Linked DNA regions of Homo sapiens: region 1 is linked to region 2. Evidence: read pairs that join two places in POLR2A ChIA-PET (ENCODE). Cell type or tissue: PC-9. All regions are shown on one strand. Each heading gives the region's core, and the rest is flanking DNA. Links, peaks and the distances in the headings are about the cores only.

What was found. Peaks named below come from ENCODE experiments on the same cell type or tissue, not always from the same donor. Only the 100,000 strongest peaks of a DNase experiment are listed, where the experiment ranks them.
Region 1: POLR2A ChIA-PET joins it to region 2 with 8 read pairs; 2 of 35 experiments call an interaction of 5 or more read pairs at or near these places.

What each region holds. Positions count from the first base shown.
Region 1 is chr1:112,978,625-112,985,926 of GRCh38, reverse strand. It overlaps LOC107985189 (a long non-coding RNA gene), which reads left to right. Exons shown (of 2, transcript XR_001738193.2): 1 at 1-3,019; 2 at 6,999-7,302. Among named protein-coding and RNA genes, the nearest start is that of SLC16A1-AS1, 26 kb to the right of the region's middle. In PC-9, for the core only: no CTCF peak of the experiment used is centred there; no DNase peak of the experiment used is centred there.
Region 2 is chr1:112,864,035-112,870,765 of GRCh38, reverse strand. All of the region lies in intron 1 of LINC01357 (long intergenic non-protein coding RNA 1357), which reads right to left. LOC105378911 (a long non-coding RNA gene) reads left to right here and starts at 2,382. Exons shown (of 3, transcript XR_001738192.2): 1 at 2,382-2,478. RefSeq lists silencers at 1,125-1,419, 5,013-5,213 and enhancers at 4,436-4,945, 5,458-5,967. In PC-9, for the core only: no CTCF peak of the experiment used is centred there; a DNase peak (open chromatin) is centred at 4,455; H3K27ac peaks cover 2,885 bases.

The DNA of each region.
Region 1 (7,302 bases), core at 1,230-5,229, 120 kb before region 2:
CCATTGTATTTTGGAAGCACATAACTTGATTTCACAGGCTCACAACGGGAGAGGAATTTGCCTCATGATGAATTGTACCTTGAGTCACATCCAAATGTTATGAAGATGATATTTAGATGAGACTTCAGAGTCAGACTCTAAAGTTGATGCTGGAACAAGTTAAGACTTTTGATGTTATTGGGATGGAATGATTATATTTTGTAAGTAAGAAGGACATATATTTTGGGGGGCCAGGGGTGGAATTCTACAGTTTGTGTCTCCTCCAAAACTCATATTGAAATTTAATCTACAATGAAACACTCTTTAAGAGGTAGGGCCTTCAGAGGGTAGGCCCTGAGGGCTCCACTCTCACAGTGCTTTAGAAGAGGACTTGAGGGGGTGGGTTTGCCCCTTCTGTCTCTTCCTCCATGTAAGGACACAGATTTCAGACCCTCTGAAAAATGCAGCAACAAGGCATTATCTACTAGTGGCTTGATATTGGACTTTGCAGACTCCAGAACTGTGAGAAACGAATTCCTATTATTTGTAAATTATCTAGTCTTAGGTATGTTGCTATAGCAGCACAAACGGACTATGAGACTCAGTAACCAAAATGACTCAAATTATATCTTGTGGCTGAACCATGTGGAATATTAACCTCTGGGGTTGTGTGACAGGTAATAACAGGGTTGGGGAGCACATTAGCTTATACCTTCCTCAGCCTAAAAATGATACATGTCATTTCCTTGATAGGCCATTAGCTTGCTGTAATCACATGATCCAAACCTAACTGTAAGGGATGCTGGGAAAAGCAGGGGAGCAGTGGAATATTTGATGAGTACTGTTTATACAACAGCAGTTCTATAAATATTTCCTTGAGGGCAAGAATCTGTTTTATTTACTGATATTCCCAAACATCTAGAAAAGTGCCTGACATTTAGTGTTCACTAATAATTACTGAATCAATTAATTGATGAATTAATAAATGGCATGTGAAGCTGGTATGAATCTATTCTGAAAAGTTGCCAGATAGAATGATATGCAAGTTCAGGTTAATATTTCAGCAACAATTAGTGTTAACAAGAAAAAGGTATTTTGGTAAGAATTTATTTGAAGTTGACTAACATTCTCAAATGTAGTTACAGATTACATAACATCTTTTTTACAGGAGCTTAACAGTTCTTTAAATTGACAAAAATGTGAGGAAAGACAACAGTTAATTCTAAAAGCCAGTTTGGATTTTTTGTTTCATTTAAAAACAAACAGCCTGTGGCCGGGCACGGTGGCTCACACTTGTAATCCCAGCACGTTGGGAGGCCAAGGTGGGCAGATTACAAGGTCAGGAGTTCGAGACCAGCCTGGCCAACATGGTGACACCCCATCTCTACTAAAATTACAAAAATTAGCTGGGCGTGGTGGTGCGCACCTGTAGTCCCAGCTCCTCGGGAGGCTGAGGCAGAAGAATCGCTTGAACCCAGGAGGCGGAGGTTGCAGTGAGCCGAGATCGCGCCACTGTACTCCAGCCTGGGCCACACAGTGAGACCCTGTCTCAAAAAAGAAAACAAAATGAACAGCCTGCAGTCTTCCTAGAAATGACTGTTTAGGGAGTTGGGAACAGCTTGCCATGGAGAGAATTTAAGATTGTCATAATAGGAAAAGGTAAGGAGTAGCGAGGTAGGGGGAAACATTCAATAAACAGCAGTCCTTTTCACTCTAATAGAAAAACCTGTTCTCAGTTTTACCAGCATATTTAGAAAGGCACAAAGAGTTCAATATTGGAGTTTTCAGAAAGGAATCTCAAAGTGATTATGAGATGTAATCATTCATCTTTCATTCATCATCCAAATAGGTACAAAGCACAATGCCCAAGATTGTGCTAAGAATCGAGGTGCAAAAGATAGGATTTCTATGCTAATGAAACTTCTAGTCTAATTGGGAAGATAGACATTGAACAACTATTACAATAAGCGTGACATTGGTTGCAAAAAGGGAAGTGCCAGGTGCTATAAAGTGACAGACTGGGGAACTACGGGTTTTGGGCAGTAGAAAAGTAGGATCTGAAACAATCTCAAGAAATTGATGTTTCAACTTAACTCCAAAAGATAAGGACGATTTATTTGGCAATGGAAAAGTGAGGGGAAGACAACTCCAGACGGTGGGAATAGCCTGTCCTCACAACCCTACTATGAAGTCACACAGGATTACATGCTTAATTATATAGCTGGAGAAGTTGCAGAAGAAGAAAGTGACTTGTTCAAGGGACACTGTTTAACAGGGCACTTAATTAGGACCATAGGCCGCATTCCTAACCTTTTTAGGGCAAGGCACACAATTCTCTTTCTAAGGAAGACTCTCTTTCCTCACCAAAATAGTAGCTGAGTCAATCACTCCTATAGCCCATCAGGCACATCAACCAAGCATGAGCTATACTGATATAAAAGATATCAATTTATAATCTGTCCCACAGCTTTCAGGATGAGAACTAAAGAGCCCTAAAGGTCTCTCATGTAGGAAGAGGGTGGTGTGTAGTGGCAGAGAGGGAAGCTTCATCAGTGAGAGCCAAGTGCTAAAAGCAGCTGCGTGTGACATTTCCGTCAGCAGTCCTTCCTCCCTCATTGTGTATGAGACACACATCAGATGCTCTGGTTTATGATTTCAGCTTCAGAGTACATACCCTTTGAGATCCAAGCTCACATATCTCTTCCGGTGGCATGGTGCCTTTTTATTAACTGGCTTTAAAACCCATCTCGGAGTAGTAACTACCCAAATGCTGAGAATATTGGGACCCCTTTCTCCTACCCTCATGGTTTGGAAACGTGTGGACTGGTTGACTCTCAGGCCCTAGGTGCCTGCCTAGTCTCCCTGCTTGCTAGAAAGTGACAAAGCACATGCTACCAAAAAGATTCTGCACAGATGCCAGAATCATGTCAGAACACAAGGTCACATACAGTACTGTCTTCCCCATTTATATCAGCCCAGAGGACAATCTACTCTCTTACCTTTGGAAGACAAAATAGAGGCTAACTTTTGGAGGTCCTAGGTAAGCACCACTTTATTTTTCATTTTCCTTTATTTTTTTGAGACAGAGTCTCACTCTGTCACCCAGGCTGGAGTACAGTGGCACCATCTCTGCAACCTCTACCTCCTGAGTTCAAGTGATTCTCCTGCCTCAGCCTCCCAAGAGTAGCTGGGATTACAGGCGTGGGCCACATGCCTGGTTAATTTTTGTATTTTTTTTTTAACCTTCAGGAACAATTTATTCCATTTTCTAGGAGTTACTCTCTGACTTCTGTCTTTCATTTGGCCCTGTAGTAAATGCTGTAATGTTCTGTTCAGGTGAGAACAATCCCAAGAGACAAAAAGGAGACAGATTTCAAATCGGCTTTGCCCTCCAATGGGAAATTTAAGGACAAGTATTGCTGACTCAGAGAAAAAAATGTCTTTTTTTGCCTTAAGTACTCATCTCCTCCCTGGTTAATATAATAACTTTTTATAAATATGACTTCAAAAATCCATTAAAGGAAATCTTAGTACCTGTAAAGAATGTAACATATTCTGATATGTGAGATTTCTTTTTATTATTATACTTTAATTTCTAGGGTACATGTGCACAACGTGCAGGTTTGTTACATATGTATACATGTGCCATGTTGGTGTGCTGCACCCATTAACCCATCATTTACATTAGGTATTTCTCTTAATGCTATCCCTCCCAATTTTTGTATTTTTAGCAGAGACAGAGTTTCGCCATGATGGCCAGGCTGGTCTCAAACTCCTGGCCTGGCCTCAAGTGATCCGCCTGCCTGGGCCTCCCAAAGTGCCAGGATTACAGGCATGAGACACTGCAGCTGGCCAGCATTTAATTAGGTAGATCAGATTTAGGGAAGGTCAAGTTTTTGCCCTTTCATATTGTGTTTACTCCCCCAGGTAAATTAAAGTAGGAAAAATCCATTATTTACGGCTGGGCGTGGTGGCTCACGCCTATAATCCCAACACTTTGGGAGAATTGCTTGAACCCGGGAGGCGGAGGTTGTAGTGAGCTGAGATCGTGCCACTGCACTCCAGCCTGGGCAACAAGAACAAAACTCTGCCTCAAAAAAAAAAAAAAAAAAGAAAAATCTATTATTTACAGGGGAGATAGAGGAAAGTCCTTATAGGCTTTTGCTTCTTTGATTTGATAGCACAGATCCTGATTTCACTGAGATGCCAGCAAATGAAAAGATAAGGTTGCATACTGACTTGTCTCTAAAACTTTAAAAGTTCCTGATACAGTTCCTCATTTCAAAATGTATTACTTTAGAGATTTCTGTTATGTATTTGTGTTGAAATCTGTTACTTGCTTCCAAAAGTGCTTGGTCATATAATCTCTCAGATTACTTCCCCAAATTATCCCAATACTTCTCAAATTATCTCAATGGTAATGAAAACCATTGGAAAATAAATGTCAGAGTTTTCTTTTTTTTTTTTTTTTTGAGACAGAATCTTGCTCTGTCACCCAGGTTGGAGTGCAGTGGTGCGATCTCACTGCAACTGCCTCACGAGTTCAAGCGATTCTCTTGCCTCAGCCTCCTGAGTAGCTGGGATTACAGGCATGTACATCGATGCCCAGCTCATTTTTGTATTTTTAGTAGAGATGAAGTTTTGCCATGTTGGCCAGGCTGGTCTCTAACTCCTGACTTCAGGTGATCCATCTGCCTTGGCCTCCCAAAGTGTTAGGATTACAGGCATGAGCCACCGTGCCCAGCTAAAGAGTTTTCTTTTCTTTTTCTTGTTTTTTTTGAGATGGAGTCTCATTCTGTCACCGAGGCTGGAGTGCAATGGCTCGATCTCTGCTCACTGCAAGCTCTGCCTCCTGGGTTCATGCCATTCTCCTGCCTCAGCCTCCCAAGTAGCTGGGACTACAGGCACCCACCACCAAGGCCGGCTAATTTTTTTTATTTTTAGTACAGACGGGGTTTCACCGTGTTAGCCAGGATGGTCTCGATCTCCTGACCTCGTGAGCCACCAGCCTTGGCCTCCCAAAGTGCTGGGATTACAGGCGTGAGCCACCGCGCTCGGCTGCCAAGAGTTTTCTTTTTAATAAACAAAATTATAATAATGACAATAATCTGTTCTGAACTAAACGGCAGCAGTGTCTGAACACCAAGACTGTTTGCTTTATTAATAGGTGGCCACATTTTGTTTTGTCTCAGGAATCTGTTCATAACCAGATATTAGACAGAATTTTGGATTATTTGAATGATGGGTTGGCTCTGGAAGGAGCATGCTAAAGTTGGGTGAGGCTATATAAGGGCTTCTTAGTCCACATTATTTCTCAAACCTCCATAAGTACATATATGTCTGGAGTAATAGTAACTATTTCTTAGTTTATGGCAAGGTAACGTCTGGTAAAATCCATTCATTTAGTCTACAAATATTCAAAGAAAACCTACTATATTCATTGTACTGATGAATAAGATACGATTCCTGACTTATATGTATAATTTCGTAGAGACTATTATATACTAGACTGAACTCCAAGGTCAGGGTTTAGGTCTGTTTCAATTTCCATTTTATATCCAGGGATAGCACAGAATCAGCCTCATGGTAGGAGCTCAATAAATAACTGGTTGAACAGGCCAAGCGTGGTGGTTCACACCTGTGATCCCAGCACTTTGGGAGGCCGAGGCAGGTGCGTCACTTAAGGTCAGGAGTTGGAGAACCAGCCTGGCCAACATGGTGAAACCGCGTTTCTACTAAATAAATCCAAAAATTAGCCAGGCGTGGTGGTGTGTGCCTGTAATCCCAGGACTCGGGAGGCTGAGGCAGGAGAATCTCTTGAACCTGGGAGGCAGAGGTTGCAGTGAGCCAAGATCGCACCTTTGCACTCCAGCCTTGGCAACCAGAGTGAAACTCCATCTCAAAAAAAAAATTAGTTTAATGTCTAAATATATGAACAAAAATGTACATGATGTTAGCTTTCTAACACAAAGATGTATACCATTTTTTGACAACGACATTTTGTTTGTTAATCAAAATTACATCAAACATTTCTAACATCAGCCATCAATAACCCATACTTTAGCCAGGCCTGTGGGAAGTTAATTTTAATTTTTACTTCCTTTTCTTTTCTTTTTTTTTTCTGAGATGGAGTCTGGCTCTGTTGCCCAGGCTGGAGTGCAGTGGTGCAATCTCAGCTCACTGCAACCTCCTCCTCCTGGGTTCAAGCAATTCTCCTGCCTCAACCTCCCGAGTAGCTGGGATTACAGACATGCGCCACCATACCTAGCTAATTTTTGTATTTTTAGTGGGGACGGGATTTCACCATGTTGGTCAGGCTGGACTCAAAGTCCTGACCTCATGATCCACCAGCCTCGGCCTCCCAAATTGCTGGGATTTACAGGCACGAGCCACCGTTCCTGGACCATTTTTACTTCTTGTAATCAGACTGTGGCCTTCAGGGAAATTAACACTGGGGAAAAAAGGATGATGTTTGAAAGAAAGGGATATTTAAATCAACACTATGAAGTTTTATTTAGAGGTTTTATTTAAAACATGCTATTCTGAAGACAACTACAAAGTGTGTGCATGGTGGGGTTTTTTCATTTTATTTTATTTTATTTTTTTTGGCAAATGCCAATTCAAAAATAGGAAGAGGCTGTGGGCAGAGTGGCTCCCGCCTGCAATTCCAATGTTTCAGGAGGCCGAGGCAAGAAGATTCATTGAGGTTATGAGTTCAAGACAAGCCTGGGAAACATAGTGAGTCCCCTTATCTACAAAAAATTTTAAAAATTAGCTGGGCATGGTGGTGTCTTCCTGTAGTCCTAGCCCCGCAGAAGGTTGAAGTGGGAGAACTGCTTGAGCCTAGGAGTTTGAGGTTACAGTGGGGTATGATCATGCCACTGCACTCCAGCGTGAGCGACAGAGCGAGACCCTGTCTCCAAAAAAAAAAAAGAAAAGAAAAGCCATGTCACCATGCTATTTAAGATATAGCTTTTCTCTTTCTCTTTATCCTAAACATTTTCTATCTCTTTTTTCAGACTTAAAAGAGCTCTACTTGCCAGCTCCTGCATTATACATAAATAGAAAGGAAGAAAGATGAGCTAAAGATCCTGGAAAGTAGAAAATCCAATTGTTATTCTGGATTCTAAACATTACCTGTGTGGCCTTGGATAAACTTGAATCTTTTCATATATAAAACAAAGGAAGTTGAATTAAATTATTTCTAACCCACCCTCCAGTTGAATATTCTATGATTTCATCTGACAAACCCTCCCTCTTTTCATCCTTGTTGTGTGTGAAATGCTCCATCACTCATCACAGATGCTTAAAATAAAATAGCTC
Region 2 (6,731 bases), core at 2,732-6,731:
CAACCTTTGGATCTGGCCTGCTTTTGTAACTTGCTTTGACTAGTGGCATGTAGCAAAAGGGATGCTTTGACCAGTAGAATGTAGCAGAAGGGATGTGGCATGTGTTCCAGATGGAGTGCAGGATGCACTACCCTAAAATATGGTGCCTTGACATGTGAAATAATTCGGCTGGGCATGGTGGCTCACGCCTATAATCCCAGCACTTTGGGAGGCTGAGGCGGGTGGATCACCTGAGGTCGGGAGTTCAAGACCAGCCTGACCAACATGGAGAAACACCGTCTCTACTAAAAATACAAAATTAGCTGAGCGTGGTGGCGCATGCCGGTAATCCCAGCTACGCAGGAGGCTGAAGCAGGAGAACACTTGAACTCGGTAGACAGAGGTTGCGGTGAGCCAAGATCACACCATTGCACTCCAGCCTGGGCAACAAGAGTGAAACTCCATCTCAAAAAAAAAGAATTCAAGCTGAAGAACTGAATGGACAAACAGCATGTGCAGGGGTGATTGTGCTGGGTGTGTTGCCTGATATGCAGAAAGTCAATGCACCAAGACTCCAGGTTGCAGCAGAGAAAGAGGTTTAATTGTAAGGCCACCAAATGAGATGAGAAGAAACCTCAAAACCACCTCTTCAAAGAGTTTGGGTCTAGAGACCTTAAGGGGTTTGGACGAGTAGTGGGCCAAGGTGTCGATTGTTCAAAGAGTGAAGGGTGATGTCATAGGATGGAGGTGAAGAAACTGCATTTTTTTTTTTTTGAGACAGATTCTTGTTTGTCACCCAGGCTGGAGTGCAGTGACACGATCTTAGCTCACTGCAACCTCTGCCTCCTGGGTTCAAGCCGTTCTCCTGCCTCAGCCTCCCCAGTAGCTGGGATTACAAGTGCACACCACCACGCCCAGCTAATTTTTGTATTTTTAGGGGAGACGGGGTTTCACCATGTTGGCCAGGCTGGTATCGAACTCCTGACCTCATGATCTGCCCGCCTTGGCCTCCCAAAGTGTTGGGATTACAGGCGTGAGCTACCGCGCCCAGCTGAAGAAACTGCATTCTCAGACCGACTTGGTTCCTTGGTGTGGTCTTTGGACTCATTGGCGTTAGTTCTGAAAAACATCTCAAATGAAAAGTTGTAAGGCTCCTAAAGTCAAAGTTCCTATCTACAAGAACAATAAGTAAATTCATGGTTTATGTCCTGGCCTACATGGTCCATAAGAGGCTATAGGGAAATGAGTCATAGGACAACCTGACTAATGCTTAATCTATACTTTTATCTAAAGCCTGGCATGTAATTATTGTTAACACTATGGGGAAGGTTTAACAGGGAAGGTCTCTCTGACCTTCCCCTGACTTTCTCCCATGAAGCAGGCCCTAAAAGAATTCTCTGACCTTCTTACAAAATAAGGTCATAAGACCCTATTTGCAGGGCCTCCTTCCTATACCCAGAAGAAAAGAATGAAGACGCAGAGATGCCAAGAAGCTGTGAATAAACAGGCCTTGTTAAGTTCTCTCCAGTTTGTTACCATTACTGTAGCAGGACAAGTCGCAGACAAAACTCCTAGGACACCGGATTAAAGAAGGAAGAGGTTTTTATTGGGCTGGGAGTGTCAGCAGACTCGCGTCTTAAGAGCTGAGCTCCCCAAAAAAGAAATTCCTAGCCCTTTTAAGGGCTTACAACTCTAAGGGGTCCACGTGAAAAGGTCGTAATAGATCAAGTAAGTGTGAGGAACGTGACTAGGGGCTACATACATCAGCTAACAGAACAAAAAGTTTTACAGTGCTTTCACATACAATGTCTGGAATTTACAGATAACACTAGTAGTTTTGGTCAGGGGTTAATATTATTATTATTATTATTATTCTTTTAACCACCAGGGCCAGGTGGTGGCGCCAAGGTCGTCTAGTTATTTATCTTATTTCTGTTTCTTTCCAACTTTTTGCTTTCTCCCTTTTCTCCTGTCTTATAAACTAGGGAAAAGGGGAGGTTGGGGAGAAGCTGGGAAGGACAACAGGAGAAGTGGTGGTCTCATTCTATTAGATCATACCCACTTTTGTCCAATCATACTGTATGATAGTCCACTCTACACGAACCTAAGCATAAAAATACCGTTTTTTTTCTGTTTCTTTGGGTCTTCATTTCCTTATTAAGTCTCTCATATGATGTAAAACTTATTAAATAAATTTGTATGCTTTTCTCTTGTATTTAATATTTTGTTATAGGGATCTCTGCCACAAACCTAGGGTGATACTAGATAAAGATGCTAATTTTCTCCCCTACAGTGACTTTAGAGATTAGGACCTAAAGGCTTGGTGGCTTCCCTCTCACTGTCTCCTGGATCTCTCATTCTGGTGGGAGTTAGGCGCCATGTCATGAGGACATTCAAGGAGCCCTCTGGGGAGTTCCCATTGTGAGGAGCTGAGGCTTCCTGACAACAACCAACACCAACTCGCCAGGAGAGGAGAAGAGCAGAAGACAAGGGAAGCAGGTAAAAAGAAAGGGGGTGATGAGTGGAGAACATTGAGTAAGGCTTTGTGCAAAATTGTAGCTGTCAGATTTGGAATCCCCCAGGTTCTCCTTTAGAGGCCTCTTTAACTCAAGGTACACAAGGCCTCAAACTCTTTTTAAAAAAAAAAAATTATTTTTTTTTATTTCAGGGCCGGGCAGGGTGGCTCACGCCAGTAATCCCAGCACTTTGGGAGGCTGAGGTGGGCGGATCAGGAGGTCAGGAGTTCAAGACCAGCATGGTCAACATAGTGAAACCCTGTGTCTACTAAAAATACAAAAAAAAATTAGCTGGGCGTGGTGGCGCGTGCCTGTAGTCCCAGCTACTTGGGAGGCTGAGGCAGGAGAATTGCTTGAACCCGGGAAGTGGAGGTTGCAGTGAGCTGAGATGGTGCCACTGCACTCCAGCTTGGACAAGAGAGTGAGACTTTGTCTCAAAAAAAAACCCAACAAAACACACACACACACACACACACACACACACACACACACACACACACAGATTAGGGAAGAAGACCCCAGCTGAGAGAGTGGCCATATTGAAGAAAGTGGATTCATCTATTAGCTCTGAGATCAAAATGCAGCTGCCTAGTGATGACAATAAAGGGAACTTGCAGTGAAAGCACTTGAGTGGTCTAAGCTGATGGAAGGATGGGAAGAGTGGTAAGAGGCCGGGGATGCCAGCAATCTCTAAGGATAAGAATGAGAAGCCACGGCTGGGCGTGGTGGCTCACATCTGTAATCCCAGCACTTTGGGAGGCCGAGACAGGTGGATCACGAGGTCAGGAGATCGAGACCATCCCGGCCAACATGGTGAAACCCTGTCTCTACTAAAAATACAAAAATTAGCCAGGTGGGGTGGCACATACCTGTAATCCCAGCTACTCAAGAGGCTGAGGCAGGAGAATTGCTTGAACCTGGGAGGCAGAGGTTGCAGTGAGCCAAGATCATGACACTGCACTCCAGCCTGGGCGACAGGGCAAGACTCCGTCTCAAAAAAAAAAAAAAAAAGAATGAGAAGCCACTTAGGTATTCAGCTGGGCTTGGACTCAGGGAGTGAAGATAACAGAGCTATGTCTATCTTGGAAATCAGTCTCCCCATATCCACCTCCAGTCTAGGCCACAGAGGATACAGGTAGGCCTTAGTGGAACTAAGTGACACTGCCCTTCCTTTGAAATCTAATCTAAGATTTGCGTCTCATGGTACTGTATTTAGGGTGGGCAGTGAGGGAAATTTCAAGGTGTGGGAAAGGTAAGAGAGTGTGCAGCCGGGCATGGTGGCTCACGCCTGTAATCCTAGCACTTTGGGAGGCTAAGGTGGGAGGATCACTTGAGGTCAGGAGTTCGAGGCCAACCTGGCCATCATGGTGAAACCCCGTCTCTACTAAAAATACAAAAATTAGTCGGGCCTGGTGGCATGCACCTGTAGTCCCACCTACTTGAGAGACTGAGGCAGGAGAATCACTTGAACCCAGGAGGCAGAGGATCCAGTGAGCCCAGGCTGTACTCCAGCCTGGGCAACAGAAGGAGACTCTGTTTAAAAAAAAAAAAAAAAAGAGAGAGAGAATGTGGGTATATGGGTGATGAGAAGCCTCAGCTATTCATTTGTCTGTCTAGAGAGTTCCCCATCAGGGCATAGGAGAGAAAAAAGTATTGTCTTCCTCACCCATTGCTAGGTTCACAGATGACACCCCATAACAAAACGCAGATTAATAAGAGGAAAGCATAACAAATTTAACAAGGTTTTATAAGACATAAGAGCCTTCAGAAATGAAGACCCAAAGACCCAGGGAAAATTGTGTTTTTTTAAATGCTAAGTCTGCTGAAAGAAGTAGATGATTGTGGAGAACATGACTGGACAAAGGGTATGATCTAATGGTAATAAACTGGGGTAGGGGAAGTAGGGGAAATATGACAAGATCTGTTTGTTCAGATTGTTCTTGGCCACTCTGAGTAGCATTCCTTTCTGCTGAGTAGCATTCCTTTTCTCTGAGTATGGGGCTGGGCCAGCCTGGAATGAGGGTCTTATGTCCTGCTTTCAGGTGAGGTAGGTTAAATAATTCCTTTATGAAAGCACTGTGCATGAGAAAGCGGGGGGAGGTCAACGTGATCTTGCTTCTTTAGTTTTCTTAATTGCCAAGGTGCCATATTTTGGGGTGTCATGTTCTGAGTCCCATAAGGGGCAGGATTACCTTCAGGTGAGGAAACATAAAATTTTAGGAGGCACACACTCTCAAGATCATATAAGCGCAAGATGGGTCCTTGAGAATGAAAGCCTCACTTGCCTCACCCTTGTCCAAACCTTGATCTCTACACCAACTCTTCTTTGGCTCTAATCATGTCTTAAAAATTAACAAAAAAAATGGCCGGGCGCAGTGGCTGACACCTGTAATCCCAGCACTTTGGGAGGCCGAGGCGGGAAGATAACCTGAGGTCAGGAGTTCAAGACCAGCCTGGCCAACATGGTGAAACCCTGTCTCTACTAAAAAATACAAAAATTAGCTGGGTGTGGTGGAAGGTGACTTAATCCCAGCTACTTGGGGGGCAGATACAGGAGAATCGTTTGAACCCGGGAGGTGGAGGTTGCAGTGAGCCGAGCTCAAGTCATTGCACTCAAACCTGGGAGATAAGAGCGAGACTTCTCTCAAAAAAAAAAAAAAAAAAAAAAATTAACAAAAAAGTTTAACAAGGCCGAGTGCGGTGGCTCATGCCTGTAATCCCAGCACTTTGGGAGGCCAAGGCGGGCGGATCACCTGAGGTCGGGAGTTTGAGACCAGCCTGACCAAAATGGAGAAACCCCGTCCCTACTAAAGATTCTAAATTAGATGGGCGTGGTGGTGCATGCCTGTAATCTCAGCTACTCGGGAGGCTGAGGCAGGAGAATTGCTTGAGCCTGTGAGGTGGAGGTTGCAGTGAGCCGAGATTGCGCCATTGCACTCCAGCCTGGGCAACAAGAGCAAAACTCTGTCTCAAAAAAAAAATAAAAAAATAAAAAAAAGGCTGGGCGCGGTGGCTGGCCAGGCGCGGTGGCTGGCCAGGCACGGTGGCTTACACCTGTAATCCCAGCACTTTGGGAGGCCGAGGAGGGTGGATCACCTGAGGTCAGGAGTTTGAGACCAGCCTGGCCAACATGGCGAAACCCTGTCTCTACTAAAAATACAAAAATTAGCCGGGCTTGGTGGTGCATGCCTATAATCCCAGCTCCTTGGGGGCTGAGGCAGGAGGATCGCTTGAACCTGGGAGGCGGAGGTTGGAGTGAGCCAAGATTGTGCCACGGCACTCCAACCTGGGCAACAGAGCAGGACTGCATCTCAAAAGAAAAAAAAATTAACAAAAACCAAGCTCCAGTCTTTCTTGCTGGACAGCTGTTTTCATCATGTTGAGCCTCTGGTACTGCTTCCCTTGGCCTATGCCCTCAAACCTACTGTCAGGATATGGGCAGCAAACGAACCACTTCTCCAATATTTTTTTTTTTTTGAGGCAGAGTATCACTCTGTCTCGCCCCGGCTAGAGTGCAGTGGTACTATGTTGGCTCATTGCAGCCTCCGCTCCCAAGTTCAAGTGATTATCCTGCCTCAGCCTCCCAGGTGGCTAGGATTACAGGCACTCACCACCATGCCTGGCTAATTTTTTTTTTTTTTTTTTTTGTATTTTTAGTAGAGACGGGGTTTTACTATGTTGGACAGGCTAGTCTTGAACTCCTGACCTCAAGTGATCTGCCTGTCTCAGCCTCCTAAAGTTCTGGGATTACAGGCGTTAGCCACCACTCATGGACTCCAACTTTCTTCATAGTCTTCAAGTTGTTTTGTCTACTCTAAGTTTGGGTTGTTGTTTTTTTTATTTTTCCCTTTCATATGAACTTTAGAAGCAGCTTGTCAATTTTTTCTGTAAAATATTTTTTAAAAAAGATTTTGATTGGGATTACACTGACTCTTGGGATAGTAGAAAAACTCAAACCATGTTCTTCCACTGTTCTCACACCACAACAATCAACCCAGGATTCTTCTGGGACCAAATGTGTGTTGGTTTCTCCTCATACACCAAGCAATCAATTCTGCAGCAGATATCTGCTGCGTGTCCTCCAATTCAATTGAATTCTGACATTATCTACCTGGAAATAGCTTCAGAAACCACAGGTTGAGGGCTCAGTCCCACAAGAACACCTCTTCCTTCCCACTAGTCACAAGACCACACCTCTGTACGTTTGATCAGCTGACTTCAAGATGGAGTTCCCAT